2 separate regions of the Homo sapiens genome follow, and region 1 is linked to region 2. A link is an interaction called in ENCODE POLR2A ChIA-PET data of the cell type or tissue named here. Cell type or tissue: Panc1. All regions are shown on one strand. Each heading gives the region's core, and the rest is flanking DNA. Links, peaks and the distances in the headings are about the cores only. Region 1 overlaps EPAS1 (endothelial PAS domain protein 1). Region 2 overlaps TMEM247 (transmembrane protein 247).

Region 1 (15,501 bases), core at 5,532-8,031, 160 kb before region 2:
ACTTGGCAGAGACTGCTAAGTGCCAAAAGAGTGGTGTAGACAGTAAGTGAGGTCACCCCGGCCAGGAAATTGGGGGCACCTCCTGGAAGGAGGGAGAGCTAGGAGCTTGAGTGGGTCTTGAAGAATGAGTAGAGGCCACGATGGCAGGTAAGACAGGTGGAGGCATTAAGTACTTCTGTCCCCATGACCAGTTCCCCCATACCACTCTTCGTTAACCAAACATGGGAGGTGGCAGGCCCATTTAGATCTGGTGCTTTATTCTAAGGGAGGAAATGAGATGAAAATGACAGATGAAGTGCAAGCTTGAACTCCCTGGCCTCAACCAGTCACTGAGAATGGCTGCCCATCCCCCAAACAGTCAGTGATGGCCTGGTTTGATGGGCCTGTTTATGACCTCCTGGCTTGAGAGCAGCAGACCACAAACCTTCACAGAGCTCTCTGTTGAATTTCCTTCCCAGTACAGAACCCAGAAGTCCTAGTTATAAATGTCACTACACTTTATTTATGTAGCATCCTCTGTGAAAACATGAGTATATATCATATCTACCATCAGAACGTACCTTCAGCAATCACTTAGAACAGTGGGGAGGACAGATGGGGTCTTCAAGGTTCAGAAAGGTGAAATGTACAATATCTTCCCATTGTAACTCTTCAGAGCAAATCAGAGGTGAAAATGTTCAGAACACAAGTCTGCCTTCCAGGCCAGTCTTCTAAGCACCTTTTTCTTCTCTTTCACATTTTACCCTTGTCTCATTCCCTGTTCCCTCCTCCTTTTTGTTCATAAAAAAAATTATTTTTTTCCAAATAAGCAAAATGGAGTCAAACTTTGCATCCTCAAAATGTATGAAGTAAACATTATTCCTAATGAGCCTCTGGGAAAGTGCTCACCTTTGAACTTGGCCAAGGATTATGCAGCAAAGAAAAAGTCTTAAGAACTTGATAGAGTGTTAGAGCTTCCTGGGTTTTTAAAGTCAAGTTGCATATTACATTTCTTTTCCTTAATAGGGGCATTTCCAGAAACCCTTCCTGGTTGAGTAGGCCAGTGTCTGAAAGTGAAGCGCTAGGATTGGTTACTGACTCTGGTTCAGGGATTGTCATCTGGGTGCGAGGCAACCACAGGGTAGGAGGCACCATTGCTAGAATGCTCTTTCTTTCCTAGGACTCAGCACCTATGCCGACAGTCCTTGCAAGACAGGAGGGGAACGTGTAGGCTATCCTATTTATGGTAAGGGGAGGCCTATGGAAAAACAGGAAGATGGTCAAGGGAAGCTGGCAGCAAAAAGGCAATGAGACCGAGGAGTTGTCCCTGTAAGATAAGCTCTTTTCCCCTTGGAGACCTTGCCTATTAATTGGCCTGTGCTCATCTCTATAGGCTTTCTATTAAAACACACACACGGCCAGGCGTGGTGGCTCGCGCCTGTAATCCCAGCACTTTAGGAGGCCGAGGCGGGTGGATCATGAGGTCAGGAGTCCGAGACTAGCCTGGCCGAGATAGTGAAACCCCGTCTCTACTAAAAATACACAATTTAGCCAGGTGCAGTGGTGGGCACCTGTAATCCCAGCTACTTGGGAGGCTGAGGCGGGAGAATCGCTTGAACCCGGGAGGCGGAAGTTGCAGTGAGCCGAGATCACACCACTGCACTCTGGGTGACAGAGCAAGACTCCATCTCAAAACAAGCAAACAGACAAACAAAACACACACACACATCCTTCTTAAAGACAAAAACACCTCTGGCTGTCTGCATAGCTTCTGCCTGCCTCTGTGGAATATTACACATTTTAAATTCCCCAACTATTGCCTCACAGCCAAGAAGTTCACTTATAGGCATTGAGATGAATCATTCACAGAATGACTTAAATCCAACTAAGAATGTGTAACTGCTGAACATTCTGATTGAGGTTCCAGACCGTTTGTGATGCCACATGTTTGTTGTAACAGGCAGAATCATCAGTAATACTTTGTTTCTCTTTTCTTGAAACTTTCCCTCCAAGTTTCCATCTTAATGCTTTAAATCATGACAGAATCAAACAAGCTCTGTGCCCTCTGCCCCTGACCCCCGTGATGGCATGAGCTTCACCAAGCACCCCCATTCCCACAGAGATCTGGGATAAAAGGCTTTACAGAATCCAGAATCCAGCTCCGTTTCTGAGCTGTTATCGCTTCATAGCACAGGCTGTCTTTTTCTCTTCCTACACGTAGAGCTAGGCACACATAGATGGGTAGTGCACTGTCCCTGAACTGAGGCTCTCTCAAGTCCAGGCTACCTTCTGCCCAGCACCTACTTAGTGTAGCTTATCTTTTAAAATAAGCCATCCTGCAAAGAGCAGGGTTCCCAGTGGCCTTGAGGTTTGTCAGAAGTTCTCTAGAATTGGCAACTTAGCTGTGACCTCAGAAGTCTTGGCTCTGGCAAAGCAAGGTCTTTGCGCTAAAACAGGCTCAGTGCCCATGGAGATAATCACCTCTTGTAATATCCACACAATCATCTCATTGTCAAAGCACAAGGAATGCAAAAATAGAAGAAATGCCACAATAGGGTTGCCCCATGGTTCAGCTAAACCAGGATTCTGCTTCCGGCTGAGGGCACCTTGGGACACCTTAGGAGGGATGGTCCCAAGCATTGTTCTGGAGTTCAGCCCCTGTTGGCAAGACCTGTCCTCCTACAACCATAGCCTCACGGGGCCTGATTTTGCCCCATCTTTTTGGGACTCCTTTACCACCTCCTTGTCCTGGCTAACTCTCCTTTGTCCTTAAATTCACAACTGGGGAAACCCTTGAGGAGTCTTTTTTTTTTTCCTCCCCATTTTGGGTTATGTCATCTTTCTTGCTCCCAGAGCACTTGCTCCTGACTTCTGTAGCAATGGCCTCAACACTATTGAGTGTGTAGTATTTCTTAGGCATGGTTCTCTGCATACATGTATATATTATTTATTCCTCACAGAGGCTCTGTAAGGCAGGCACTCATAGACGCTGAGGTTTAGAGAAACTTAAGTAACTTGCCCCAGGTCATAGAGTAAGTGTCCAAGTCCTCAAGCCCGGGCAGTCCTGCTGCATCTGCATGGCACATGCGCTTGGCCTGGTCTGCTCAGTGTGTCTCCCTGACTGGGCTGTCAGTTCCTGGAGGGTAGGGATCTGTCTTCCCTTCTCTATCCCCAGTGCCTGGCATGTAGTAGACACTCAGTAACTGTCAAATAAATGAAAGCCCTGGCTCATCAAACAAAGACCAGATGTGATTTAAATTCCAAGGAGCCATACTTTTTACAAAAATGCTAAAATGCCAAGAAGTACTTTTTCATTAAAACAAAACAAAACTGTTTTAGCTATGTAAGGGTGGCCTTTTAGAACTCTGACTGCTTTAGATCTTTCCTCTAGGTGGCATAGAGTTGTGGGGTTTGGCAGACCACCATGGGAAAAGAACAGATGCATTTGTCAGAATCTCTGTGGCCATCAGACGTCACTCCAATGAAGCCAAAGCTCCGAGGTTTAAAAATAATTAAGGGAAATAACTAAGCGGAGAGACAGAAAAGACCACTTCTTAGTTGATTCTGGAAAAATGAACCTTTTCTTTCTACCAACCGGCACCGAAATTCAGAGTATCCTGGACACAGCTGAGAGACTACTCAGGGAGAGCCACTGCAGTCACACCCCACCTCCACTTAGGTCTCCCTACACTCACTCTAATCTTCTAAATCGTTTAATCAGACACGGCGCTGCCTCTGAGGCTTCAGGACTTTCAGGCTGTTTTTTTTTCCCCGGGCTTAAAGTCTTTCTCTGCTGCTGACTCACATGTTAATTATTGCTTTGCATAAAGTAGAATTAGCAGTGCTCCTGCACTCACCTGCCTGCGTGTTATACAACTGTTTTATCTGCTGGACAGAACTGAGTGTGCAGGCCGGCCTGCCATGGTGTCACCAGCGGCCCTGTCTTCAGCTGCCAGGGCAATGAGCATCGCACAGAAACCAACCATTGCTTTAGAGGCTCTGGGGAAGAGGCTGTGGGGTGTGCTCTGCTTGTCCCAGGAAAAAGAGGGTTAAGTGCCAAGTTTTGACCAAAATCTTATAAGAATGGTCCAGGAGTTTCAGTTCCCTGTCACCTGTCAGTGTTAATGGACAGAACTGGTGTTTCACAGAAAAAAAAAAAAAAATACGTGTGTGTGTGTGTGTGTGTGTGTGTGTGTGTGTGTGTGTGTATCAACTTGTTTTCTCTTTGGCTGCTGGGCTGGATAATGAAGTAAAGATGACATTATCTCTAATAAAAGTGATTTGCAGAAATCACTGACGGGACCTCAGTAGCAGAGATTCGCCATTAGCAGGCTAGCCAGATAAGAGGGGCAGCTGGGTTCTGTTAACCCCCTCCTCGTCTGATGTGTGTCTTGCAGGGAAGTCAAAGGCGGAGGAGTAGAGTAGAGTGGACTTTTTGAAGTTTGGGCTAATGGACAGTGTTTTTTCCAAAGTGTGGGCTGTTCTTTAGCCCCACTTGCTGATCTTTAGGGATGTCATTAGGTTTTCATTTTTGTTTTGTTTCTTAGGATTTTTGTGTTAGTGGCTTTTTCCCCCTGGGGCTTGGCCCATTTTCTCACCTCTATGTTATATCACCAGAAGGGTGGAACCCTGGCCAAGCCCTGGCATCCTCTGCCAGAAATCTGAGTCCAAGCAGGGCACCTACACATGTGAGGTGAGGGCTCTGGGCCACGGGTGTTGGGCAACAGATTGTTCTGTAGTGTCGAGGAGGTGGGATCTGAGGCAGAAACCTCCCTGGCCTCTTAAGGATGGGACGGGTCAGGAGGGGAGGGGTCTGCCCTTGTCCGGACTTGTTCACCTGTGTCAGTGAGAGCTGACTAGCAGCTGGCTCACGAAACACACCCATGATGTGGACAGCGGGCACAGCCAGCTACTTCTGTGTGAAAACATCCTTAGTATACAGGGATTTGTTTCCTGGGGACAGTGAGGAGTCATGGGGTGTTAAGCAACCTAGTGATGAATATAGCCACCATCACTCGCCTTTATTAATCCACTTTCTACTGGAAGCACTAAAGCATTGGAACTCTGCAATACCCCCACAGCTGGGGGACCGTGACTGATTTAATCTTCATGCCAGCTCACCATACCATAACTGAAAGGGCTGTATGACACTATTATTGTTGGAGTAAGGTACTTTGATACATGAGAGGTTTGACATTTTGCCTGTGCCCTCAGAGAACCTTAAAACTAGGACTAACAAGGTGACGGTGCCTTGCAGTCAAGTAGCACAGATTGTCTAAGTGTTCCAGGCAGGAGTGAGGAGGAGACACCAGTGTAGGCTCGGTAAGATGCTCAGAAAAGCCTCTGTGGAGGTGGCAGGCCTATGTTGGCTCTCAAACTTTAGGGTTTAGAAGGTCAGAAAGGAAGAAGCACTTCAGGTGGAACAAATCAACTGGGGACATGGCTGGGCAGCAGAAAGGGGTGCGGAGTTTGGGGGTGGCAGGGCATAGTGTGGTCTGGCTGGAGTAAGCGTGGAGCTACAGGATCGTAGGAGCTAAGTTTGGAAAGGGCTGGGAGACCTCAAGGAGCACGTCCAGCTTGGACTTCATCATGAGGATGGTGGGGAGCAATTTTCATTTTAAAATGGGGGAGCGACAAGCTGAAAATGGTTTTGGGGAAAGAGTGGTGGGCTGGCGAGCTGTTCCTTGCCCCAAGATCTGACTCAAATTTTATTCTTGGTCAGTGGTAAAGAAAGTGAGGGGCAAGGGAAACAAACAGAAGATGGGGACTAAGGTCTGTGGAAATAAATAAAACACCACCAGAGCCAGAGGAGGCGTGTGCCCTGGGTGAAGTTTGTTTTTCATCCCATGGGTAACATTTATGAGTTACTGTTCAGCAAGAATGCCTTGCGGAGGTCTCTGTGGACTGAGCTGAGGCTCCAGCCTGTGGCAGCCCAGGAATTGCTGCCATATTTAGAGCTTCCAACAGAGGGTTTCATTTTCCTTGGCTTTGGTGCCAAGAAAAGAGGGGTTCTCACACTTGCTGTCCAGCAGGGCCAAAGCATGACCAGCAGGAGGAGCATGGAGGTTGGGTTCTGGCACTGCCCACCACCTGGCACCTCAGCCACTAATCAGACAACAGGCTAGGCAATTATCCGGGCATCTGACTTTAGCTACCTGTCCTTTTGTTTAAAGCCCTTTCGTGTGCTTGGCACCTTATGGATACTCAACAAGGTCTGTTTAATGAATGCGTTCTCCCCACCCAGATTCTCAATGCCTTGCTCCCTGTTCTCTAGCCTGTCTCCCGACCACTGGCACCTCTGCCCATTCCCAGTGTGTCTTTGTCATCCCTCTGCCATCCTGATTGCCTCCCTGTATCCTGCTCTTCTTTCAAAGCCAACCTCCAGCAGAGTTCTCCCTGTCTTCTCCAGCCTTGCAGGCTTTCTCCTCCCAAACTCCTACAGCCCTGACTGTTCAGCCCATTCTTCAGGACTTGGCTCTTCACCTCTCTGCAAGCTCCCTGAGGTCAGGCATAGTTGTTCCACATTTCATTCTACTGCTCACAGCCCCATCGTAGGAAGAGAGAATCATTAATATATATTGAATGAGCAGAGGGAATAAGCCATTGCTGGGGGAAAAATACAGTTTTATTTCCCAAATTGCTCAATGTTATTTGAGAGCATGATAATAAATTTGGAAAAGACTTTTAGCATTTCCTGTGGCTTTTGATGACTTCTTTACAAAGGAATGGAAATGTGCGCAGACATCTCACTTCTCATCAGAGCAAGAGAGGGCAGAATTGGGGGAAAGCAAGTGTTCGCGCTGTGGCATGAATCAGATCCCACAATACTAGACATGTGACCATGTGAACAGGCCTCAGATCAGGATTCTTTATAAAGGAAGCCCAGGACAGATTCTCTACCAGCTCTCTCCTCTTTCACTTTTCCTCTTTCTTTGCTTTCCTTTTTTTAATAGGGAGGGGAGAAGGGGTTATGAGGATGGGGGTAGGAGAGTGAGGGATCCCGTGCTTTCTCCCCCTTCTCTTGCTGTTTTGAAATACTTTAAATTCCAGGAACCAGAAGTTCTGGCAACATGTTGGGATTAGTAAGGCAGATCCTAGGATATTTCACTATTAGCATGTGATCAAGCATCAGTCCTGATTAAAAGTCTAAACAAATGTTTTCTTTGAAATTAAAGTGTCTGAAATAAAGAAGAGAGAACTGACCCTTAAAATCATATTCTGTACTTGAAAAGAGTTCTGACAACTGTCTGTCCCGGTTATGTGCACCCCCGCCCCCCACCCGCCTTTTTCCATCCAGAATGTTTGACGACACTGCCAGGGGAATTTCTGCCCCCTCCTTCCTGTATATACCCAGTGCTGGCCTCTGAGGCAGTCCAGCTCTGTTTTCTCATGACACAGTGATTATTTTTGGCATTGCAGATATTTTTTCTAATGTTATTACCCAGCCCCCTTCTTGGTTGCCTTTTGTGGAGCAATCTTTTGGGTAACTCCCTGTAAATTTGAGGGTTAATTTTAGTTCGGTGTGGTAGAGGAGGCAGTGGGAGAGAGGAGGAACGACTTCTACTCCGAAGCGCCCCACCCCCACCTTAAGAGGAGCCGGAGAGGTCCTCTCACGCCCTGCTCATGAAAGAGCTTGCTTTCACCAGCTCTGTGCTCACCATTCATCCTTTCTGCCGGCGGGCTTGAGGATATGGATATCCAGAGGTGACGCTGGGGGCTGCACCTCGGGGATGGCATCTTAATGACTTGACTTGGCGGGTGTTAGAACAGCCCCATTCAGAGTGAGTTCACTCCCTGCGCAGTTGGCTCACTCGGCCTCTGTCCATAGAGTTCTCTTGTTCACGCTGCAGGAGGAAATGGAGATTTCCAAGTGGGAAGGAGCCTTCCCGATGCTTTAACTCTTCACTGAAGGGAAGAGGAGCTGCAGAGAGCGAAATAAAATCTAAGCCGCCCCAGCTGCAGCGCCTGGGAGAGGAGCAAGGCTGGGCTGGGGATGGAGGCCAAGGCAGCTGGGATCACTTTTTCTTTCCTCCTTGAGAGGGAAAGGAAAAGAGCAAAGGGCATTTTTGATTGTCTTTCACAATCAGCAAATATTTACCCAGTTTGTCTGCCCTAGCCCAGGTTCCACTGAAGGATACACGAAAGTGGAAGATGTTGTGTCTGTGCCCTTCCCCTGGTACTTACAGCACAGTTATAGGAGTAGAACGTTTGCATAGAAAAGCCACCAAGACAGGGAGGCCTTTAATAAGGGCCTATGAGTAGTGTGGGCAGGAAGTACCCTGGAGAATGTTGCTAAGGGGCCAGGGACACTGCTGGAAGAAGTAGGGCTTGGGCTGGTCCTAAGGGGTGGGTTTTGAAGAAATAGGAAGGAATAAAATGATACAGGTAGGGAAGACTTGAAGGAGGAGAGGGACATTAATGTAGGGCTTAGTAAAATCCCATAAAGAAAGCTACAAAGAGAACAGGATTCTTCCTGGCCAGAGAGAAGATTGGACTTGTTGGACTTTACGTGCCTCAGATTAGGATGGCAGCAGGCAGCACTAACCCTGCCAGATGGCATCTTCAGTCTCAAGATCGCACGTGTTCCTGGGTCTCTTTCTACTCAAAGTGTGAGGTCACAGACTAGTAGAATCAGCATCCTCTGAGGGTTGTTAGGAAGGCAGAATCCCAGGCTTCAGCCCAGATCCTACTGAGCCTGCACTGTAACAAGATCCCTGGGTGATTCCTGGCCACAGCAAAGGTTGGGAAGTGCTGCTCTGGGTGACTCCACAGGCAGCTGTCAGCAGCACTAGTTCAGACCCCAGATTTGATTCACAGAGGTGACAAAACACCAACAGACACACACACCTTGAGTGTCCGCAGGGTGACTCTTCCCAGATGGAAACCGTCTATTCTAATTAAGAGCCGGGTTAGAATTCTTAGGAAAGATCTAGAACAGTGAGCAGCTTTGAGGAATCCACAGAACTGAAGTCATTGACGTGGTTTTTATCCGATGTCTCCAGTTTGTACCACTTTGTACTACTGATGCTTTAGAGGACACCAAAAGAACAGGTGTGGGGTTCTTTCCCTGAAGAGTATGTGGTCTAGTTAGGGAGACAGAAGCCACAGAAGTGAAATCAAGGAGAGCAACACAGGGCCAAATCGTGCGTGTGTAACCTCTGAAATGGGACTTGGAGGAGAAGTCAGTGCAGGTGAGGCTTTCCTAGGGAAACGGATGCATGGGAGATCTTGAAATATGAGCCTAATTCAGACAGGCCTGGGAGATGGAGAGAGTATATTCCAGGCAGGGAGTGGGAGGGGCAGCAGCAGTAGCTAAGTCCCCCCTAGAGACTGAAGTGGGGCGGGAAACTGCTCCCCACTTGCCCCACGGAGTTTGCTTCATGCCGAGGAATCCGTTTTACATCTCAGGCCTTTTCTTCTTGATTCAACCGCCGTGCAATTTCTTTGTCAATTTTCTTAGCTGAAGGCAGTGTTGTAGGAACAGGATGGCAGCACAGGCAGAAGGGTTTGAGCCAAACCACAGATGGTGTTGTTGGAAGCTTGTGAGATCCAAAGGAAGAAGGCTGCTGATGGGTAGAAGCCCTAAGGAAAAAAATCTAAATCAGATCTGGTAACAGCCTGGGTGTGGGGAAATACCTTCAAGCCCAGAGAGGTGGCACCAAAGAAAACAGTCTGGTGAGAAGGAAACAACCTGTGGCAGCTGTAGACTCCGCAAGCAAAGCACAAACCTTTTTTTTTTCTTTTTCTTTTAAAGACAGACTTCTCCAAGCTGAGAACTATCCCAAGGGGGCTGGTGTGCCAGCTGAGGGGCTGGCCTCAGGCAAAATGGTGGCCAGCGTGTCTCACTTTGCTGCTTCCCAGACCAAGTGTATGTTTCAAAAAGCTCATCAGATTTAGTATCCTAGAAGGCTTCACCCTCAAGATGCCCAGCTCAGCTAAATCTTTTGAACCTGAGGGACTTGCTTATTGGCCTTGTAGGGAAGGTCACCCAATTACAATCAAGAATATGGGATTTAGGGTCAAATGATCCAGGTTTGAGTGCTGGCTCCATCACTGGGTGATGGCTGGGCATGCCACTAACATCCTTGGGGTCTGTCTCCTTATGTGTAAAATGGGAGTGATACACCTGCTCTGCAAGATTGATTCAGGATTAAACAGAAGCAATATGCTGAGAGTTCTTTACTAACTGGAAAGAGTCACATGTGGTTGTTTCCTAGTTATATAGTCAGTATCTCAGCTTGCGGAGGTTAATTAGTCTCTTAGCTGAAGGCTGCATGGTGTCAGGGGTCGGGCAGTGGCAGACATCAGAGGCCACAGAGAGCAATGGAGAGCCACGCAAATGCCTCCTGCACCCGCTGGCTTTCTCCCTGCTTTTTCATGAGTGAAGACAGCACCGAGTCTTCTCTATACATCCCTGCAGTGGATAAGATGAGGGGTGGGAAAGATGGAAAGAACACTTTATTTTTACAGTGGGGGAAGAGGTCCTGCTCATCAGCAAGGGTGGCCCTCTTCTCAGAACTGGATTAGAGTCAAAGGAAGCCACCAGTTTTAGCACAGCTGGTCTTCTCTTCAGATGCTTTGACCTGCGTATGCATGAGGAAGAGAAGCAGCCTAGAGAGAGCTGGCCATGGGAAAAGGAGGCTGAGCCTGGTTCCAAGGCTGAGACTGTTGCATGTTCTGTCTTCCTTCCCTCTGATACTGCCCTCTGAAGCACCGTGACCCATGCTTTGTGCTCAGTAATGCTGGCTGTGGTCCTGAGGATGCCAGTGTAGCCAAATCTGCCAACTCAGCTTTCATGGGGTGGGGGTGGGGTCACTGTGAGGTGGCTACGGGGAGCTGGCAGCAAGCTGGATACATATCTTTTATTGTAAGAAGTAAGCAATACCTGATGCCAAGGTAGTTGTCATGGCATTATTTATAACAGCTAAAAATTAGAAACCATAACGAAAAGCAATAAGGGAATAGTAAAATGCATTGTGGTTCAGCCACATGATGTGATATTGCTGGCTATTATGAATATTTTGAAAGAATTCTTAATGGGATATCCTGTTAAGTAAAAAGAGCAAAGTATTAATTTATAAATCCAATGAGATCTCAGCTCGTTTTCTTCATACCTTTTTGTATTTTTGAAGTTGCTTATACTAAATATGCATTACCCTTATCTTCACCACGGCATTTTTAAAAAGGAAATTATGTGTTGGGAAAAGCTAGGTTATATGATGGACAGATAATGAAGGTCTGTTTCTAATCGTGCCACATGGCCAGTGCTGCTTGTCAGCAGGCGCTCTGTTCACAGGGCCTTGAAAAAGCCAGAACTCGGGGCTTTTGTTCCAGTTCCACATACTCCCATTACCTTTCTAAACCTCAGTTTTTCCTTATCTCTAAAATGGGAATGATGGTAGCTGCTCTTCCTAGCCTACTGTGTGAAATTTACAAATTTAGTTACAGATTTCCAGATTCACTCACGAGTGTTTTAGACTGTAGTGTGTGATCCAAATGTAAAGTGGTATTATTCACTAATATGTAGAATAAAGAATGCCCCACTGTCTTAGCCCATTTGGGCAGCTACAACAAGATACCGTAAACTGAGTGGCTTATAAACAACAGAGTTTCATTTCTCATGGTTCTGGATGCTGGGAAGTCCAGTGTCCAGGTGCCAGCAGATTCAGTGTCTGGTAAGGGCCCACTTTCTGGTTCATAGCTGTGTCTCCACATGGTGGAAGGGGTGAGAGGGTTCCCCTGGGCCTCCTTTGCGAGTGCACTAATCCCATTCATGAGGACTTCACTGTCATGAGTTAATCACCTCCCAACGGTTCCACCTTCAGATACCATCACATTGGGAGTGGGGATTTCAACATAAGTATTTTGAGGGGACGTAAACATTCAGACCTTGGCACCCACTAAGGCTTGGGCTTGATGAAGCTAAGCACAGGGACAGTTCATTATGATTATTCCTGTGTACACACAGCTTTTCCCAGCTGGGCTGGGGAGTCCACGTGTCCTCCGGTTACGTAAGGAGCTGGGTTATCTGGAGCCCCAGATGGGCTGCTTAGTAATCGAATCTGCTGCTCTTTTCTACAAGGCTGCCTGGGGCTGAGAAGGCCAGAAGATAAGTATCTCCAGTCAACCCAAGCAGAATTGACCATTAGAGGGCCATGCTGGGTGAGCCCCAGACATTACTGTCAGCGCTGAATGCAGTCCAGGCCCTCTGCTCCAGGGACACAGACCGTTAGAGTAGGTCAGAGAGCTGGAGGCTCAGCCCCAGCGGAGCGGAGGTTGGGAGGCTGAGGTATGAGATGCTTTCCAGGATTCCTCTTTCAGGGAAGTGGCAAGTGAAAGCATTTGTCCCTGTTTTAACCACTCCAGTCTCATGTCTTCTCTCTTCTTTGTCCCCTCTTGTAGACTTTTGATATACTAGTGTGGATTATTAGTCTTATCTCCCAGATGGGCTGTGGTCTCTTTCAGGATAGAGACCATGCCCCTCAGGAGAGGTGTGTGTATTAAAGCATATTAATGCCTTTTTTCTCTTGTCAAAGTCTGTCTGATCTGGCCAGCTCCTCCTGAATTTGCTAATTTAATATTTTCCATTCTGAATTTGTAACTTTTTGTTGTTTTGCTTTGAGATGGGTTCTCACTCTGTCACCTGAGCTGGAGTGCAGTGGTGCATGGCTCACTGCAGCCTCGAGCTCCCAGGTCAAGGGATCCTCCTGCCTCAGCCTCTTGAGTAGCTGGGACCACCGGTGTGTGCCACCGTGCCCAGCTAATTTCTAACTTTTTTAGAGATGGGGTCTTGCTGTGTTGCCCAGCTGGTCTCAAACTCCTGGGCTCAAGCAATCCTCCTGCCTCAGTCTCCCAAAGTGCTGTGATTATAGGCATGAGTCACTGTGCCTGGCCTATTTTCTGTTTTCACTATCTAACATTGATACCTTTCCTCCCTTTGTGATAGATTCCCCTACTGATCCCTGCAGCCTTTGGACATCAGAATGTACCTAGAACACTGACCACTGGAACACTGCCTTCATCTCAAACATTTTTGTCACTCCTTTGGAATGGCCCTCACAGCCAAGACCATTCTTTTCAATACCTTCAATTGTGGCAAAGTCTTATCTTTTGAGGGCACATTTTATCCTATCAAACAACCACAATCCATCCACAGCTAAGTCTGGTGACTAACGGGGTGGGTAAACTGGATAATATTGTTTGGGGTTTGAAATGAGGTGTGTCCTTTGAAGAGTTGTGACTGATTTTCTTATGTGGCTCTGAAGTTAATTCTAAAAGACTTCCCAAAAGACAGAGCGATGGCCACCTACCAGCATAAAGTTATAGGCTTCTCCCAAGGTGGCTTCTTTGAAGGGTAGCCACCTTCTGTGTGGCATCTATTTCACATGTCTCATTATTTTCATCTCCCTCTTCCTATTAGCCATAGCATCTGGTACAGTGGTGATCACACCAACTCCTAGATAAATGACTGTTTGGCTTATGATGGTGACTTCAAATTTGCTGGACACAGTGAATATGGACACAGTGCATGGTAGAGGGAAAGAGTGTGGTTAGGTTTTGGAAGTGGACCTGGGCGTCAGTCTTCCATAGACACATGATCACAGGCCTGGAAATCTATGTTTTCATAAGTCCTCCAGGTGATTCTGATGCAAGCTAAAATTGAGACCCACGGCTCTGCAAAACTGGGGCCAATAACACTGCATCATTTAAGTGAGGATCAAATGAGACCATTTATTAAATGCATCTGGCCCCAGTGCTCAATAAATATGTTTCCTTTTCATCCTACTCTTTGAGAAAGGTGACATAGCTGTTTGCATCTCCAAAAACATTTAAGTCCAACCCCATCTGCCTCCCCCCACCACACACACACCCACCCATCCATCCTTCCTTTAAAAACTGGCTGCTTTGGAACCGTGGTCCTCAGCCCTGGCTACACGTGGGGAGCTTTTAAAACTCCCATTGCCCAGCCTGCACCTGAGACCTATTAAATCTGAATCTCTGGGGATAGAGCCCAGGCATCTGTTTTTTAAGGTTCCTCTGGTGACTCCAGTGAGCAGCAAAACTGAGAACCACCGACTTTGGTTCTGCCCCAGTTAAGTATGGGGACCAGTGACTCTTTCTCATCTCTGGAACCTGGAGCTGGGTGTGTTTCTCCTATCAGGCAGCCCCTGTACAGCAGCCACAAGCCTCATAGAAGTGTCACTAGACCTCTCCCAATTGCATTTGACCTTTATTTCCTCCATTCTCAGCTTCTTGCAAATTGGCTCCAGCTTGGAATTTCACCACCAACCAATAGACTGATCCCAGCTGGCTTAATTAGCCTCAGTCATCTCTTTACCTGCTGAAATCCATTCTGTTTCTAAGCCATTTAACCTTATAGGGTAATAGGCATATTGTTTTGATACCTGAATGGCCACAGGCATTAGGCATGTGAGTCCTAATCACTCTAAAAGTCTAGCTAATTAGGCAGCCAACCCCTCTGTGTTACTGGTGACAGACATCTTGGGGCCTCACTCCAGGCTGTGTTCATATGGAAGTCAGGAACCAAGATCATCTTGACCAAGAGCAGATCATCCTTAGATTCATGACCTAAGTAGCGATCCCTAAGCCATGCTCGGAGCAATGACCTAAAAGTTAAGATGTTTTTAAGATAACGAAGCTCTGGGCAAAGAGGTTTTTCCTGGATGAACTGTAGCATATCTCTGCTGACAATTTTTGGACATTTCAGTTTTGTTTTATCTTTTGACTGGCTGCCTGGTGCTTAAGTGGTTGTTAACTTTAGCTGGGATCAAACGTTTCAGAATGTGAGTTTCCACCTCGGGGAGAGTAACTATAAATTTGTGCATATGAAAATGTCCAGGGGGAAAAAAAACAAACCCAAAACAAACCCAAAACAAAAAGAAACACCTTTTTCTCCACCTGCGGCATAGATAGATACTGTGGCAGGGTTGGACCTGCTGCTTTTATGGAACACTGCAGAGCCACATCTGATAACATTCCCCCACCCTCCCAGCACTACTGTGACCGGCACCTGTGTCTGCTAAGGCCCACAGCACTTAGTCCCTTCTTCCCCCGCCGACCCCATCTGAACTCTGATGCTGGTTCTTAGTCCTACTCTTAACATTCCAGGTGTTCTCCTAAGGTGAATGGGTGCACACTTAAAGACATGAGGCTCCCCTCATGAAATTTTTGTCACTGTATTTAAAAAAGTATTAGCCCTTCTTCCCAAAGTATGTGTGAGCATCCAGGTTGTGGGAAAGTATCAACACAGCACAGGGAACATCAAAGTTGTACAGTAAATGATAGTCTCCTTGCTGCCAATGGAAAAACTTTTGATCTTGGACCCAGAAGAACTAGGTTTGAGACAATGTTTTTAGCAAATTATTTAATCTCTCTAAATCTCCACATCCTCATCTATTAAATGGAGATGATAGTTTCTATCTCTCAGGGTTGTGAGAATCAAATGAGATAACACATGTTAAGAAGAAGTGCTTTCTGTAAAGGCATTATTATTTGTCCTTT
Region 2 (15,501 bases), core at 12,317-14,816:
GCTGCTGTGTCTCACCACCCCCGCCTATTCCGTCAGGGGGAGCAAGAATACTGTAGGAACACATGCTTTGAGCTTCCAGACAACTGCCAAGAACATCAGGTGACATGTACCCCAGCCCTGTAACTGGCACCAGCTGTCACCAGGGACCAGGTAGCCCTCCATAAGATTGTGAAGTCATATGAAGCTGGGTTTGGTCTCCTCTATCTACCTCCCCACTTGGGGTCCTTTCCTTGCTGGGTGGATAGGACCTGGCTCCCCACCATAGCCCTCTTCCTGGTCCCCAAATATTTAGGTTCTCTCAATTCAGACCCTGGGTTTCTTTCTCCCTCTGTAACTTCCTGAAGACCTGGCATCTAACTGACCTCAAAGTCAGGTAGAGTTGAGGATGGGCCCGGAAGTTGCCTCTTTGGTGATCAGAAAAATCACTAGAAAAATGGACATCAATCTACTCAACTCCCAGTGCCTCCACTTGCAACTTTAGGGCACTATTACTTTGTGCTAGTTTGCCCTCTCCTTGACCCGCAGGTCCTGACAACTCCCGGTAAGAGCACTTCTAATAAGAATTCAGCCTAGATCTTTACAATTCAAACACCCCAGTCCACTGCGGCCTGGGGCTGCGGGAGTTCCATGGGGTCAGGGGCAGCCCCATCCTGACTCTTCAAGGTACCTCCCCTCCCTGCTTCCCCTACGCCAGGAGGCAGAGTCCCAGAAGCCAGACTCCTCCTATGACTACTTGGAAGAGATGGAAGCTTGTGAGGACGGAGGCTGCCAAGGGCCGCTTAAATCGCTGTCCCCCAAGTCCTGCCGTGCTACCAAAGGCCAGGCTGGCGACGGACCCAAACCCGCAGAGCTGCCCCCGACCCCTGGGACTGAGCGCAATCCCGAGATGGAGCTGGAGAAGGTGCGCATGGAGTTCGAGCTCACGCGGCTCAAGTACCTGCATGAGAAGAACCAGCGGCAGCGGCAGCACGAGGTGGTGATGGAGCAGCTGCAGCGGGAGCGGCAGCACGAGGTGGTGATGGAGCAGCTGCAGCAAGAGGCGGCGCCCCGCCTGGTGGGTGACAAGGAACGGGGCACTGGGAGGAGGGAGGCCTGGAGCTGAAGTCCCATGGGGCCTGGAGCAGGCGCCCACCTTCCCTGCTTTGCGCGGCACCCCACCCTGCAGATCCTGGATCTCGGCTGAAAGGGGCTGAGCATCCACTCGGGCGGTCTCCAGCCCTCTCCGCCTTGGCTCACTTCCAGAGATGTCTGCTCACTGCCTTAAAGCTCGCTACCCTACCTGGCCAGCTCTGTTAAACAGAGCTTCCACGGGAAGCTGAGATGTGACTCTCTAAGGAGAGCTGAGGCCGGGAGGGTCCCCAGAACCACATCGCCCACCCGACAGCCTTTTTGGTAGCTTCAAGGAAAAGTCTTCAACATTTCCTCCCTCTTCCACCGCTCACAAGTCCTCTCTGCATCTCTTAAAATTTGATGCCTGGAGACTAGACCCAGAATCCCCACTGCACCCTGGCCAGTGGATTTTGATAGAACCATCACCTCCCCGATCAGGGCTATGTTTATTCTGTTGGATCATACTGCCTTCTAGTCAACTGAAACAGCCATCTTTTCACAAGAAGTACACCACTGTTCCCTAATCTGTATTAAATGGGGGATAAGAATGCCTACTTGAGATTAAATGGGATGTGAAGAGCTTAGCACAGTGGCTAGGCTATCATAAGCATTCAATAGTGGAAGATGTTGTTTAAAGCAGTGTTTCCTGCACTTTAAAGTCAGAAAGTCCTGGATTAAAATGCCAGTTATAAACTCCCTGACATTGGGCAAATTACTAATTTCCTTTGAGCTTTGGCTTGCTCATCCATGAAGTAGTACCTACCTCACAGGGTTGTTGTCAGGAATCAATGAGAGAACACACGCAAAGCACTTTGCAATTAGCCCAGCACATTAGGTAAGCACTCAATAAACGTTAGCTACTACCATTTTTATGTACTCATGCAATTCACTTCTTGACCCAAATGCAACAACATACATTTATCACTTTTCAGTTTTATTGGGATATGATGTATTAGCTGTGCTTCCCAGCTCTGAGTCATCCTCAGTTCTGAGAACCATGCCTTCTGCCTTTATCCAAATCATTGCTGTAATTGTTGAGGAGGAAATGACCTAAAGTAAATACCACTAAATGTCTCTGTATAGGTTGGCAATGTTCCATTAATCATCACCCTTGAGTTACATTTTATCCTGCTCACATTTCTCCACCTTATCCAAAAAACGGAGACGCACTGTCAAATGGTTTCCCAAAATTAAGATATTACATTACCTATAGCATTTCCCCAATTGACTGGTCCAGTTTTGTTTCTGTTTTTTTAAGAAAGTAAGGTTGGTTTTGCATCATTTGTTCTCAATGAGCACGTGCTGGCTTCTTAAACAATTATCTTTTTTTCTGTTCACAAAATACCTGCTTCATTATAAACATGAAATGATTTCACTGAACTCAGTCAAGCTTACTGAACTTGGATTTCCAGAATCTTCCCCTGCCCCCACACCCTTTTTGAAAAGTCTAGAAAACATTTGCCTATTGCTTAGACTTTAGCACACTTCCTAATATTTTTGAATTCTAAGTTCCATTTGCAAACTTGTGACTTTTCTCAGTAGCCTGGGATAAAATCTGTCACAAAGTGGAACCTGAAACTATTTAAAGCAGATATGATATTGTAACTATGCCTTTGGCCTGTGTCTCCTCCTAACCATATTTATTTTACCCCCTTTTCAGTTTGAAAATCTTTCTCCTTGCTGGATGAGATGGAAATCTTTGGTATATAGTCCTCTCTCTATTTCTCTCTTCTGCTCAAGAATTAGAACATTGAAAGTATTTTGAAAAGTCTAAAGGGTTTCACAAGCACTTTCTTTTTTAATGAAAGTCATAATGATCACTCATCAGCATTTCAGACTGAAACACGTGCAGACTGCAGACAGGTGGCAAAGTCCAGGGGTCCAGAGCCATACTGAGCCTGCAGAGAACCGTCGGGTCAGCCCCGTCCTCCACTCCCATTAGAACACTGGATTGCTTCCTCTGGTCTCCAACCTTCCTAGCTATTCATTTTAGAGGCAGCATCATCAGGTCATTTTCTGTCCCCTCAGTTTGGTCTAGTTGCCCTCACATTTTATGCAGCTGTTTCAACAGTGATGTGTCCCCATCCTCCAGCCTTTGGTGATAGTTTACAAAAGTGCTTACTTTTTGTGCATTTACTAAAAATTGGGGAGTTGACTTGATGTTGTACCTTCCTCTCTTCTCTTTTTCTGGGAGGGTGAATAGATGGACGGACAGAGAGAGTGTATTGAATTGAAAATACCTCTTTGAGTGTGTTTCTAGCTAGTTTAGGGCATCTCGGTCCCTGCCACCTGGTGCTTTCCAAAAATATGCCATGATTTTTACAAATATTTTAAAAAATAATGCATGGGTTATGCCCTCTTAACTATGGATCAAAATAATATCAGCTTTTGCCTTACTTATACATTGATACTTTCTACAGTTAAAATGAAGACTGTTGGGCCCCAGTTATATAGATTCAAGAAAAGAGCAACCCACAGACAGAATTAGCCAGACAACTCAAGCTGCTTTCCCCCAGCCCAAATACTCTGAGGGTTTAGGGAGACCCCATCACCTATCTCTCAGCACCTGCCTCCAAGAGACACCAAACCCTGGACTGAAGGACCATGGGCTGACCCACGTGATATGTGTCAGGACCCAGGGAGTGAGAAACAGTCATTTATATGCAAGGGACACCATGTCATTGGGCCACTGTCCAGGAAACTAGGTTGAATGTCAGGGCACTGTGAGAGAACACTCCCAAGACCCAACATCCACATGTGGGGCTCTTGGAGTCAGAGGGAGAAGACCCACGTGTGTGGCTCCAATGGGCCGTACAGACCATAAAGAGAAAGGAAGGTGGTGGCCTGGCGCCCCAGTCAGGAGGGATAAGAGCAGCTCAAAAAGTAAAAAATGATGAGTTCCTTCTATGTGCTAGTTACCTGACTAGGAATGTTCATTATCTCACTTTTCCTCCTTGTGATCTTTTGTTTTGTTTTATTTTTTTAAGAAACAGGATCTTGCTGTCTCACCCAGGCTGAAGTTAGTGGCATGAGCATAGCTCACCATAACCCCGAACTCTTGGGCTCAAGTGATCCTTCCACCTCAGCCTCCCAATAGATGGGACTATAGGCACACGCCACCAGATTTGGCTAATTTTTAAATTTTTTTTTATAGAGATAGGGGTCTCACTACATTGCCCAGGCTGGTCTCAAACTCCTGGCTTCAAGCAATCCTCCCACCTTGGCCTCCCCAAGTACTGGGATTATAGGTATGAGCCACCTTGCCCAGCCCTCATGATTTTGGAAATGGGCACTATTACCCTTTCTTTAGGTGAAGATGATGACTTGAGGTCACATACAGGCAGGGTCAGAGCAGGACTGAACCTAGATCTGCCTGGCGCCAACAATGGCATCATCATCTCCACTGTCTTCTCTCCCCCACAGTTTTCAGGAGGCCTCCAGAACTTCCTGCTGCCCCAGAACCAGTTTGCCATGTTCCTGTACTGCTTCATCTTCATTCACATCATCTATGTCACCAAGGAGATGGTCTTCTTTCTCTTCGCCAAGCACTACCTATTCTGCATTGCAGCCATTTTGCTCTGTTTGATTAAAACTTTCTGGTCATACTTCCAAGTGCCTTTGCTCTCTCCCTCACTGGGAACCCTCGCCCCTGCCATGCTAGAGTGTTATCCGTGCATGATCCCAGCCTCCCAGGCACCTCCTTTTTTCACTTTGTGCCTCTGTCCAATCAGAATCCACTCTTAGGAAGGGCCCTGCTGTCAGTCATTTACACCTGAGAGTGAAGAAACACGTTCATGCCCCTTATACAGAAACTGAGTTCTCACTGTGGACATGATGCCTTATCCCAAGAGGACGATTTCAGATGTTAGCAGGTCAGGGAGATATCTGCAGGGAAGGTGGGTTTAGAACACCTTTCCAGAACCATAGAAGTACATCATGACCAAGCTGGCTTGGGTTTCACCACATCTACTCATGTTCATAGACCTCTGAGGGGTGGGAAGCCTGTGATTTGCTTGGGAGCAGCCCCCGCCCCCATCTTCTGCAAAGATGTCCATGTCCTAATCCCCAGGATCATGAATACTTTATATGGCAAAAGAGGCTGAGATGTGATTGTGTTTAAGGACCTTGCAGTGGGGAAATGATCCCAGATTATCCAGGTAGGCCCGCGGTAGTCACAAGGGCCCTTGTAAAAGGGAGGCAGGAGGGTGCGAGTCAGAAAGGAGATGTGACCATGGAAGCAGGGGCCAGAATGACGTGGGACTGCGGGTCAGGGAACATGGGAAGCCTCTAGAAACCAGAAAAGGCAACAGAAGGATTCTCTGCTAGAGCCTCCGGAGGGAGCCCAGCCCTGCCACCCCATGTTAGGCTCCTGAAGCCAAGATGCCCAAGCTCCCTCCAGCTTGCCAACATGGCAGGATACCATCACCAGGCCACTGGCCAGGACTCATTTAGCACTGGGCCTGAGGAGACTTGTACACAGCTGGCCTTCAGACAGCATATGGTCAAAAAGGAGAGGCAGTGAAGCTCCAGCGAGCCTGGCACAGGCCTAGCTGAACCTGGTGGACAAGGGGTACCCCTATCACTAAGCTGTGTATCCCCTGGGTGAGGCATGTGGCAAAATAAGGGCATACTCCTAGGGGACATAAGGAAGGAGGAATTAAGTGCCTGATTAGACCCAGAGGACGTCATTAATTCTACTCTATTAGAAAGCTGGACATGGAAAAAAAAAAAGTTGACACACACCCCCACCCCGTACCCACCTACTAACCCAAGCACACAGACTCACAAAAATGCAGAAAGGCTAACCCAGAAACAAATACACTGACACAGAGATACAAAACAAGTATACAGTTGTCCACAGTAGAGAGGTTTACAGCCCCTCAAATAAACACACAACAACCCAAAGGAACAGACTTTGAACACCAGAAGGCTCACGGTCAGGCACAAAGTGAAGCTGCCCTGCAAGTATGCAACAAAGGGGTTCAACTCCCCCAGTCACCAGCCCCTCAGCCCTTCAATACACACACTCCTTGCAGACTGTCGGCTACTCTGAGCCCAGCAGCCCAGCCACGATGGCTGGCTGTGCCACAGGACACTTTAGTGATAATGTGGCAAACTGAATGAGGCTGGACACAGCTGTGCAATTAATCAAGTCTTTACTGACCCCTTCTCTCCTCTGGCATAGGGCTCTGCCTTAAGAGTGACAAGAGAATAAGTTTCTGTCTCATTGGGCTCTCGAGCGACTCTCAGTAAAATCACGTGAAAAAAATGACTGCCTTGGGACTTCAATGTCAGTACACATTATCATGCCATGTAAGTCCATGGTGACTTCTCATTTCCCACCCAACTCCATATATCCAATCCCATTGATAGCTGCATGTGACAGGTACTTAATTTGGAAGTGATAAAAGTATCATTTCTCATTAAACTTTCAAGGAAGGGCCGTTGTGGTATGGGTCACTTCTTCTGATCATTTTATTTGATCTGGGTTTCTGCCCCATGGGGTTGAGGTGAGAGAGATGGAGATAAGGATAGCAAAAAGTTTAAGGTCCACCTGTTTACCTTCTTAGAGCAGACAGAACTGGGCATTTATAAAACACACACACACACACACACAAACCAAAACACCCAAGTGCGTAAGGTCATTTAATCCATCCATCTGTTGCCAGGTAAAACTAGACTTAAATACATTCATTTTTCTTAATCTTCAGAGAAAGTAAACTCCCCTGAACGGTTAAGTGAGCATCTCATCCCACATGTTTAGCCACAGGCATGAAATCTACTCTTCCCTATTGTGTTTGAATACTGAAGCCACTAGCCTCAGATCTGCCCTCTAGGAAAATGAGAACTACTCATGGTCACTCCCTAAACTTAGAACAGATCTTCTGATTCAAATGCAAAGCAGAAAATCAGAAGAGAGAGGGAGGCAAAGGATAGGAAAAAGGCCCAGCTAAGCAGTTACCAGCCAGGTAACAAGCCAATGTACAAGCGCCTCTTCAGCACCAATGCTAACATACCATGCGCCCTAAGTCCCTAAGGAGGCTATCTTCACCAAAACCCTGCAGGTAGAAATGTATATCATCTCCACTTCACAGCCAGGGATACCGAGGTTCAGAGACGTTAGACTTAACTGAGATCATCCCAGAGCACATGTTCTTTCCATGTTACCCTGCTCCCAAGATCCTACCTTGGGAGGATCTCACAACCTTGCTGGGGAGATGAGTTTAACACACATGAAAATGTAAAGCAGCTATCAGTACACAGACCTCAGCTATAAACGAGATCATAGAAGAGCTCCCTGGAGCCCTGGGTGATAGAGGAAGTCTTCTTAAAAGACGAGCTCATAAGGCTAGGTAAGCCCGAACAGGTGGAAATCAGGAGGGATACCTCACACAAATGAAGATTAGGGTGGGAGTGTGTAACGTGTATCCAGGAGGGAAGGGTCACTCTTGCTCCAGGGAATGGTGTACAAGGTAACAGGCCTGGAAAATTGGTTTGGGGCTAAGTGTTAGGGAGCCTTGAATATTGGTCTGAGGAATATAAACTTAATCCCTTGGGAAATAGGCAATACACTAAAGATTATAGAGTGGAATAGTAATTCAAAACAGATAAATAAAAGCCTTCCTCCTCCTTTAATTCCTGGGGGCCGCTTTTTTGCCTGGACCTTCCCGTTTCCAGACCAAAAACTTTCTGAGGTCCTGCGTTTGAGGATTACTTTCAGCTGTAAAAGAAATCCAGCCACAATGGCTTCACCAAATAGAGGTTTGTGTTGCTCACATACCAAGAAGTCCCAGGTAGTCCATCCACGGCTGGTGAAACTGCTCTCAGAAGTCATAGAGGACTCAGGTGGTGCCTTCCTCCACCACCACAGGGCTCTTATCCTCAGCCCATGGCTTCCCGCCTCAGTGTCAAGTTGGCTGAAGCAGCTCCAAGTACCAGGTCCGTTACTCCAGGTCAGAAAAGGAGCCGCCTTTTAAAAGCATCCCAGGAAGCCCCACCCAGAGACTTCTGCTTCCGTGCCATTGGTCAAACTAAGGTCATGTGGCTGCACCTATCTGTAGGGTGTCTGAGGTGGTAAGGTTTTTGCGTGGACACTGTTGCAGCCTCAAACAGAATTAGAATTCTGATAGTATGAGTGGAGGGGGGAGATACTGAATTAAGCAAATAACTGGTGTATCATCCCTAATTCCTTAGGCCCAGCTCCCACTCCCTTCCTGAGCTGCTGAGCCAGAAAGCCTTGATGGGGTTGAAACCATCAGATGGAGCACAGCCGTAGCCAATCTGGGCCGGGCCACTGCTGCACTCTGCTTTAAGGAAGAGTACTGCATACCACAGCAGGGAGGTCATGGTTTTCCCTGGCCACACGCCTGGAGCCACTCTGCCTTCATCCTCCTGACCTCTGCCTGAAGCCCATGACCTGACACAATCAGGGCAGCAGACTGGGAAGGGCACTCCTCTCTGTGCTGGGTGCCCTCAGCAGAGCTGCAAGGGGAGGCAAGTTGGACTCCAGAGCCCCTTCCCTTCCTGATCCCAGATCCCACAGAGCAGAGCCCAGAGACAGTCAGGGGACTGTGATCATCCTATGGACACCAAGCTGCTAAAGTCTATGTATAAGAGATTGCACTCATTGCAAAGGACCACTAAGCTTCAGCCCAAATAATGAAGCACTAATAGTAAAGTTTCAGGCAGGCTTAGGGAGAGAAAGATGGGAAAATCTCTCCTGTTCCCTAAATGGAATATTGTAGGCTGCCCTCCTGAGCCCAAGGACAGGACTACAGTTGGAGAGACTCGGGGGCAGGAGGGTTAAGCCTTGATTCCAAAGGCCACTTTCCTGCCATGTCTATTTCTAGTCCCAAGTTAGCAGATGACTTGTAAGTAAGCAAGTCAGTTAAGTTTTCTAGGCTTCATTTGGGCGACCTCTAAATTATCTAGACTCTAACTCAGAAAAAAGAAGGACCAAAGTCTAGAGATTGTTCGAGAAATTCTGATTTAATTGATCTGAGATGACATCCAGAGATGATTTGTTAGCCTTACAAGTGCCCCAGTTGATTCTAATAAGCAATCAGGGTTGAAAGACCTAAATCCTTGCTCTTCAATGTGTGATCTGTGGATCAGCAGCATCGGCGTCTTAGAAATGCAGCATCCCAGACCCTGCCCCAGACCCACTGAAGCAGATGTGGTTTGACAGTACCCACCAGCCCCCAGCAATTCATATGCATCTTAAAGTCTGGGAAGCCTGTTATAGGTGATGAGACTCAATGCAATCTGTCCTGGTCTGTCCTGGGCTAGCGCGGTGGCTCACGTCTGTAATCTCGGCCATTTGGGAGGCCGAGGCAGGAGCCCAAGAGCTCAAGACTAGGCAAGGCAACATAGGGAGATCCCATATCTCCAAAAAAAAAAAAGCCAGGTACGGTGGCATGCACCTGCTGTCCCAGCTACTGGGAAGGCTAACAAGGGAGGATCACTTGAGCCTGGGAGGTTGAGGCTGCAGTGAGCTGTGATCGTGCCACTGCACTCCAGCCTGGGGGACAGAGCAAGACCCTACCAGAAAAAAAAAAAAAAAACAAAATCTGTTCTCTTTATGAAGACAATGCTCTTGGCCAGGAGGGTCTTCTAGGGGGAATGAGAGGGAGAACAACCGAGTGCACAGCCCTTCAGAAGTGCTATGGGGTTTCCATTAACCTCTGCCGCAGGCTAGGGGTGGCAGGAGCTTACTGTGCCACATCAGGAAGCTGAGCCTGTGGCAGCATATCTGCCCCTCCTCCCTTTCACCAGTTCATGCTCTGGGCTTCTGGGGAACCAAATGATTTCACCCTGCAGGCCAGGGCTGAGCAGAAAGTTCCAGAATGCCCTCAGGCCTGTGTCTGCTTCTGTCCCTTTTTTGATCTGACTCCCACGTGTAGCTTTGGGGAAATCTTGCTAATATACGTTCATTCATTATTTAAAGGTTGCTGCTGTTCTTCAGGAAGGTTAAGCATGATTAAAAGATGGGATTTTTCCACAGGGCACAGCAGAAAAGCTAGGGCTCCCACATTTTTAAGCTGTTTTGGCCAAGCCTTGTTGCATAATTCAAAGTCTGTGATTTACTTAGATTTAATTAGCCAAAGGAGCAGCAGCTGCAGGTTCATTAGTTAGTATTTATTAAGCGCCCTCAGAGGGCTTTTTAGGCTCTTAAGAGTGAAGTGGAGGATGGGTTTCGGACTTGCAAATTTCTTACACTTAAGTAGGAGGGGATTACAGATAGCTTCAGGAGGTAGGCATTTTTGTTCCTCAAAGAGAGCAAAGGGGTGGCATCAAAAGGCCTGAGCTCGTGGGGCAAATCCTACAAAGGGCCACGAGTCAGAGAGATGTCAGTCCCTCACAGGGTTATAGTGACAATTAGTGAGATAACAAGGTGGAGGCTGGTGGTGAATAAGAAGCTACACAGATGAGAGGTATCAGCCAGAGCAGGGAAGGGAAGTGACTGCTAACCTGAATTTCAAGAACTGGGAGAGGTGGGGAGGTCCGGCTCCTGAATTTGTGGGCCCAGTGCAAGAGGACAATGCAGTGTCCCATCATGAATTCCACGACGGTGACAGCAGAGCATTAAGCCATGTGGAGAGCCCCCACTGAGAGCAGGGCCCTGTGCCACTGCCCTGGCGGTGGATGACGGAGACCCCAGGGTTAAGGGGCTTTTGTGGTGCCTCTCAAATCTCACCCAGAGAGTGACTATCCTTGGCCTGTACTCCATCAACAGGAGGGAGGGAGGGAGCAGGCTCTGTGCATTTTGCAGGGGCAGGGACCGTTGGAGCAGGCCATTGGAGGAAGGAGTCTGGTGGCCCCAGGGCAAGTGGCCCCTGCATGCCTTCCAGCTCTGGGCGCAGAGTCTGCCTGCAGAGGCGCCTCTTCACAAGCAGGTCACGCTCTAGGCTTCCAGCTGCTAATCACAGGGGCTCTCCAGCTTGGGTGCATTTCCTCCCTCTGCTCCTGGCTTCCGCCCCAGTCCCATTCAGCTGATCATTCTCCGCTGGGCTAGAAAATCCAAAAATAGAAGAAAGCTACACTTTTTACCCCCTTGAGCCTCTTGTATCAAATGACACAGTCACTTTGCCTCAAACTTTTCATCAAAGCAGCCTTTGTAAGGTCCTGGGGCAGAAAGCAGGCCTTGGAAGACAGCCACCAGGAAGCCATGCAGAAAGTGCTGAGCAGGGGGACCCTTGGTGGAGGAGGTGGGGAGGGCAGGGTTTCAGGAGCTTCCCTCTGCCCCAGAAAGAGCCAGTGACAGACACTTGCTACCATGGGGCAGCTCTTCTCTGAGCACCAGCTCTAGCTTCAGGTCTTGGAAGTGCAAGAGCAGCAAATAGTGTGGCTGCACAGACCACCCATTGCCAGGGTTCAACAACCAGACCACAGAGCTCAATCAGTGATTAAGGAGCAATGATTGATCAATCAAATAAACAGAAGGAGTGTAAGAGACGATCTGAGAAAGGCTCTGTGAGCTAAAGCATTCTGTGACGGCTTCTTGAAAAGGAAGCTCACCCTTGCCGAATACCTAGGATGTATTGTACCCTGTCCAACACTCTCATGTCATCTATTTTATCCCATAGCCCTCCATGAAGGAGCACTGGTACGCACTAGATTAATCTGCCCAGGCTGCTCTAACAAAATACCACAAACTGGGTGGCTTCAGCAACAGATGCTCATTTGTCCACAGTTCTGGAAGTTGAAAGTCCAAGATCAAGGTGTTGGCAGGTTTGGTTTCCTCTGAGGCCTCTCTCGGCTTGCAGATGGCTGCTGCCTTCTCACTGCATCCCCACGTGGTCTTCCTCTCTGTGTGCATCCCTGGTGTCTCTCTGAATGTCCAAATTTCCTCTTCCAAGGACACCAGTCAGATTGGATTAAGCCCTCATTTTAACGCCATGACTTCTTTTTTTGATTTCAATAGTTTTTGGGGTACAGGTGGTTTTTGATTACATGGATAAGTTCTATAGTGGTGATCTCTGAGATTTTGGTGCACCCATCACCCGAGCAGTGTACACTGTACCCAGTACGTAGTCTAAAGCCCCTATCTCCAGATGAGGTCACATTCTGAGGTTTCGGGGGTTAGGACTTCAACACTTGAATTTTGAGGGGAGATAATTCAGCCCATGACGCCCACTTTGCTGATGAGAAATCAGACTCCGAGAGGTTCAGGAATTGCCCAAGCTTGCTCAGCCAGGAGGTACCAGAGACCAAGTGTGGCAAGGAGCTGAAAGATGATTGGAAGAAAACAAAGAACCGTGCTGCGTCTCATTCATTTAGGTTTGTGAACAAAGGTTCCGAGCTGGTTTGATAACATGGGAAGAGAACTGCTACTCCATTTCAGATGGCATTGTGTGGCCCCCTGTATATCTCTCTAGATATGTGTAGCTGGGGTAGTGGCTCCAGAGTTTTTCTGCTTATGAATCTACCCTTTTATTCTAACTGTTCCCGTGTTTCTTTTTTGTTTGTTTTGTTCTGTTTTTTTGAGACAGGGTCTCGCTCTGTCACCGGTGCTGGAGTGCAGTGGCGCAATCTCGGCTCACTGCAGCCTTGCCCTCCTGTGTTCCCACACTTCCCTCACCAAGCGCTAAGGAGGAAAATGTCTTTGAGAGGGGACAGATGTAAGGCCTCACTCACTGGCCCACCTGACCCACACACCTGCCATTTCATGAGTGGCAGCAGATCTATACTCAAAGGCCTCGGTAACTCCCTCTGGATCCCACCCCATGTCCTCTCCTAGGTCCCCTAAGACGGGAGAGTCAGTCTGTAACTGGCAGCCTGGGGTCTTCCCTCTTCAATCTGCTATGCCTGGCTCTTTTTCTGAAGACCAGGTTGGTATGTCCACTCTGAGACAGGAGTAGGTATAAGAAAGAAGAGGGAGGTGGTTGGGTAAGAGAGAAACCCTATACAGTTCACTCAGGCTGACTTTCACTTCTGAGCAATCTCCATAGCCTCACATACATAAAGCCCATAATATTTGAGCTAGCCTGAGTGGGTTCCAAGAAAACAATGATTGGAAGACTCTGGAAGCACAGTAGTTGGTAGAAAGCTCACCTGCTCTCAGGTATCAGGCCAACTTCAAAAGAACTCCAGATGACTGCCCTTAAGCAAACTCTATGCACTGTGGGAGAATCCTTGTTCTCAAAACAGATCAGTTAGGAAACTGAGCATGGTGGCTCATGCCTGTAATCCCAGTACTTTGGGAGGCCAAGGCGGGCAGATCACCTGAGATCAGGAGTTCAAGACCAGCCTGACCAACATGGCAAAACCTCATCTCTACTAAAAGTACAAAAATTGGCCTGGCATGGTGGCATGCGCCTGTAATCCCAGCTACTCGGGAGGCTGAGGCAGGAGAATTGTTTGAACCCAGTAGGTGGAGGTTGCAGTGAGCCGAGATCGTGCCACTGCACTCCAGCCTGGGTGACAGAGCAAGACTCCATCTCAAAAACAAAAACAAACAAACAAAAACAGATCAATTAGGGCCAGGGTCAGAAGCTCAGATGCCAGGAGGGCCCAGGTGGGCCAGATAAAAGTGGGAAGCTGGCCAGGCATAGCTGACTGGAAAGGAAGAAGCCGTAAAGCAGGAAGCCTCTACTCCTTTTTCCCTCCTTCCCATCTTCACCATGTGGAGATACATGCCCCATGTCCAACTCAAGGGCAGCCAGAAATCCAGACTTTTATGTGATACCTGCTGATTTTTAAATGTTGGTTCAATTTTCTTTAGCCACTATACAGACCTAACAAAAGTCCACGGGGCCAACAGCTCACAATCTCTGAACTCGAAGTGTTATTTCCTTTATGATAAAGTCTCTGTTTCACTCAGAGACACGCTGGGGGATTTCGTTAAACAGAAGACACTCCTAGTACAAAAATAGAATGTGATTCACTCTCTAACAATGTTTAAGCACAGAAGCCGCAGTAAGGGATGCTTCTTCCCTTCACAAATTGCCTCACCTTGAGGTGTTTCAAAAGACAGATCTCTTAATGCATTTCAAATCAGGTTAGAGTGGCAAAAATCTAATTTTCATACAACTTCTTGAAGAAAGATGGCAATTTCACTAAAGCCTGGATCAAGATTAAGGAAGGCATGAAACAGAAGCCTGGGAGCAGGAAAATGAGGCGGGAGAGGGTGGCGGGGTGGAGGGTGAAAAGAAGGTGAAGCTGCATGCCCAGGCTCAGTGTTTGCAAAGAGGCTGGCAACCGCGGTGTGAAGCCAGTCAGACAAAGAGCAGTGGGGCCTGGGGACCCGAGTGAGCAGAGAGGGGAGGAGAAGGAGGGAGCATCATTGGTTTCCATGGTGACAAAGGAACAGGGATGGGAAGAAAGAGTGAGGGGGATGTCAGAGAAGAGCTATGTTGTGCTGCTGCCTATAACAAAGTCTTCTTTACCCGGACACCCTTGTCTATGATTTCTTGGCCCCTCTGATACTTCCCCCATCCTGATTCTCTGCTCATTCCTGGCATGAATAAATTACTATGAAATTAAGGACATTTAGATCCTAAACATGGATGTGATGGATGAATGGGTACCTACTTACTGAGCCTCTGTCTCCAAAAGGCCTCTTGGATTCAAAATATTTTCTCCAACGTGCTTCCGTAAAGCCCATGATTCCACCATTAGGGCAACATTGCTTATACTAAGGCTTTGTTCGTGTTCAATGATAAACCCTCATTAAGAGGGGGAATATCTGGGCTATCAATTTCTAGGGTCTCATAAGGAATTGATTTATCATATGTAACGACATGTATGTAACGATAAGTATTTAACGGGATCCCGGCTTCAGCCTAAGAATGTCCACTACTAGGGCTCAGGCCTACCTAGATATGCATGATAAACTGGTGGGGCAGACCCTAGACAGGACAGTTCATAGGATGGTTCCAGTAACATCTGCTGCGTGTGTCCGGCATTTATTTCCCCTTGATTTTCTTTTGGGCCACTCCCTCTTCCTCAATCTTAGTCCATGAGGTTCAGGTTAACTGACGTCTAGTCAAGGGGTAGGCCCAGGACCCAGATCTGGCCAACCAGGGTATTCCATCTTCTGGCCAAAATGACTGGTTAATATGTGGACACATGACCCAAGCCTGACCAATGAGTTTCAAACCTGGATGTTTTGCCGAAACTCTTGGAAAGATGAGCTCTTATTCCATTGGCTACTAAGCTGGTAGACTATGTGTCCAGAGATGCTGTTGGTCATCTTGTTCCACTTGGGGAAAGCCTACCTGAGAATAAAATCGATATGGAGAAAAGCAGAGCCAAGATATGGGAAGACAGATGGAGAAGGAGGGAGAGAGAAAGTGATTTCTTGATGACATGATTTGGGTCCCTGGATCCACCTGAGATAAGAGCTATCCCTAGACCTTTCAGCTTCCATTTTTGCTGTTAACTGATTTG

Evidence for each region. ChIA-PET counts read pairs that join two places held together with the same protein. Peaks named below come from ENCODE experiments on the same cell type or tissue, not always from the same donor. Only the 100,000 strongest peaks of a DNase experiment are listed, where the experiment ranks them.
Region 1: POLR2A ChIA-PET joins it to region 2 with 22 read pairs; 2 of 35 experiments call an interaction of 5 or more read pairs at or near these places.

Annotation. Positions count from the first base shown.
Region 1 is chr2:46,328,147-46,343,647 of GRCh38, forward strand. All of the region lies in intron 1 of EPAS1 (endothelial PAS domain protein 1), which reads left to right. Among named protein-coding and RNA genes, the nearest start is that of EPAS1, 38 kb to the left of the region's middle. In Panc1, for the core only: CTCF peaks have their summits at 6,014 (motif pointing right) and 6,220; no DNase peak of the experiment used is centred there; H3K4me3 peaks cover 1,403 bases; H3K27ac peaks cover 2,238 bases.
Region 2 is chr2:46,479,711-46,495,211 of GRCh38, forward strand. It overlaps TMEM247 (transmembrane protein 247), which reads left to right. Exons shown (of 3, transcript NM_001424184.1): 2 at 695-1,054; 3 at 4,534-4,715. The coding sequence ends at 4,715. Among named protein-coding and RNA genes, the nearest start is that of TMEM247, 7.9 kb to the left of the region's middle. RefSeq lists enhancers at 3,004-3,053, 10,329-10,861, 10,704-11,003, 10,862-11,394, 11,024-11,083 and 1 more. In Panc1, for the core only: no CTCF peak of the experiment used is centred there; no DNase peak of the experiment used is centred there.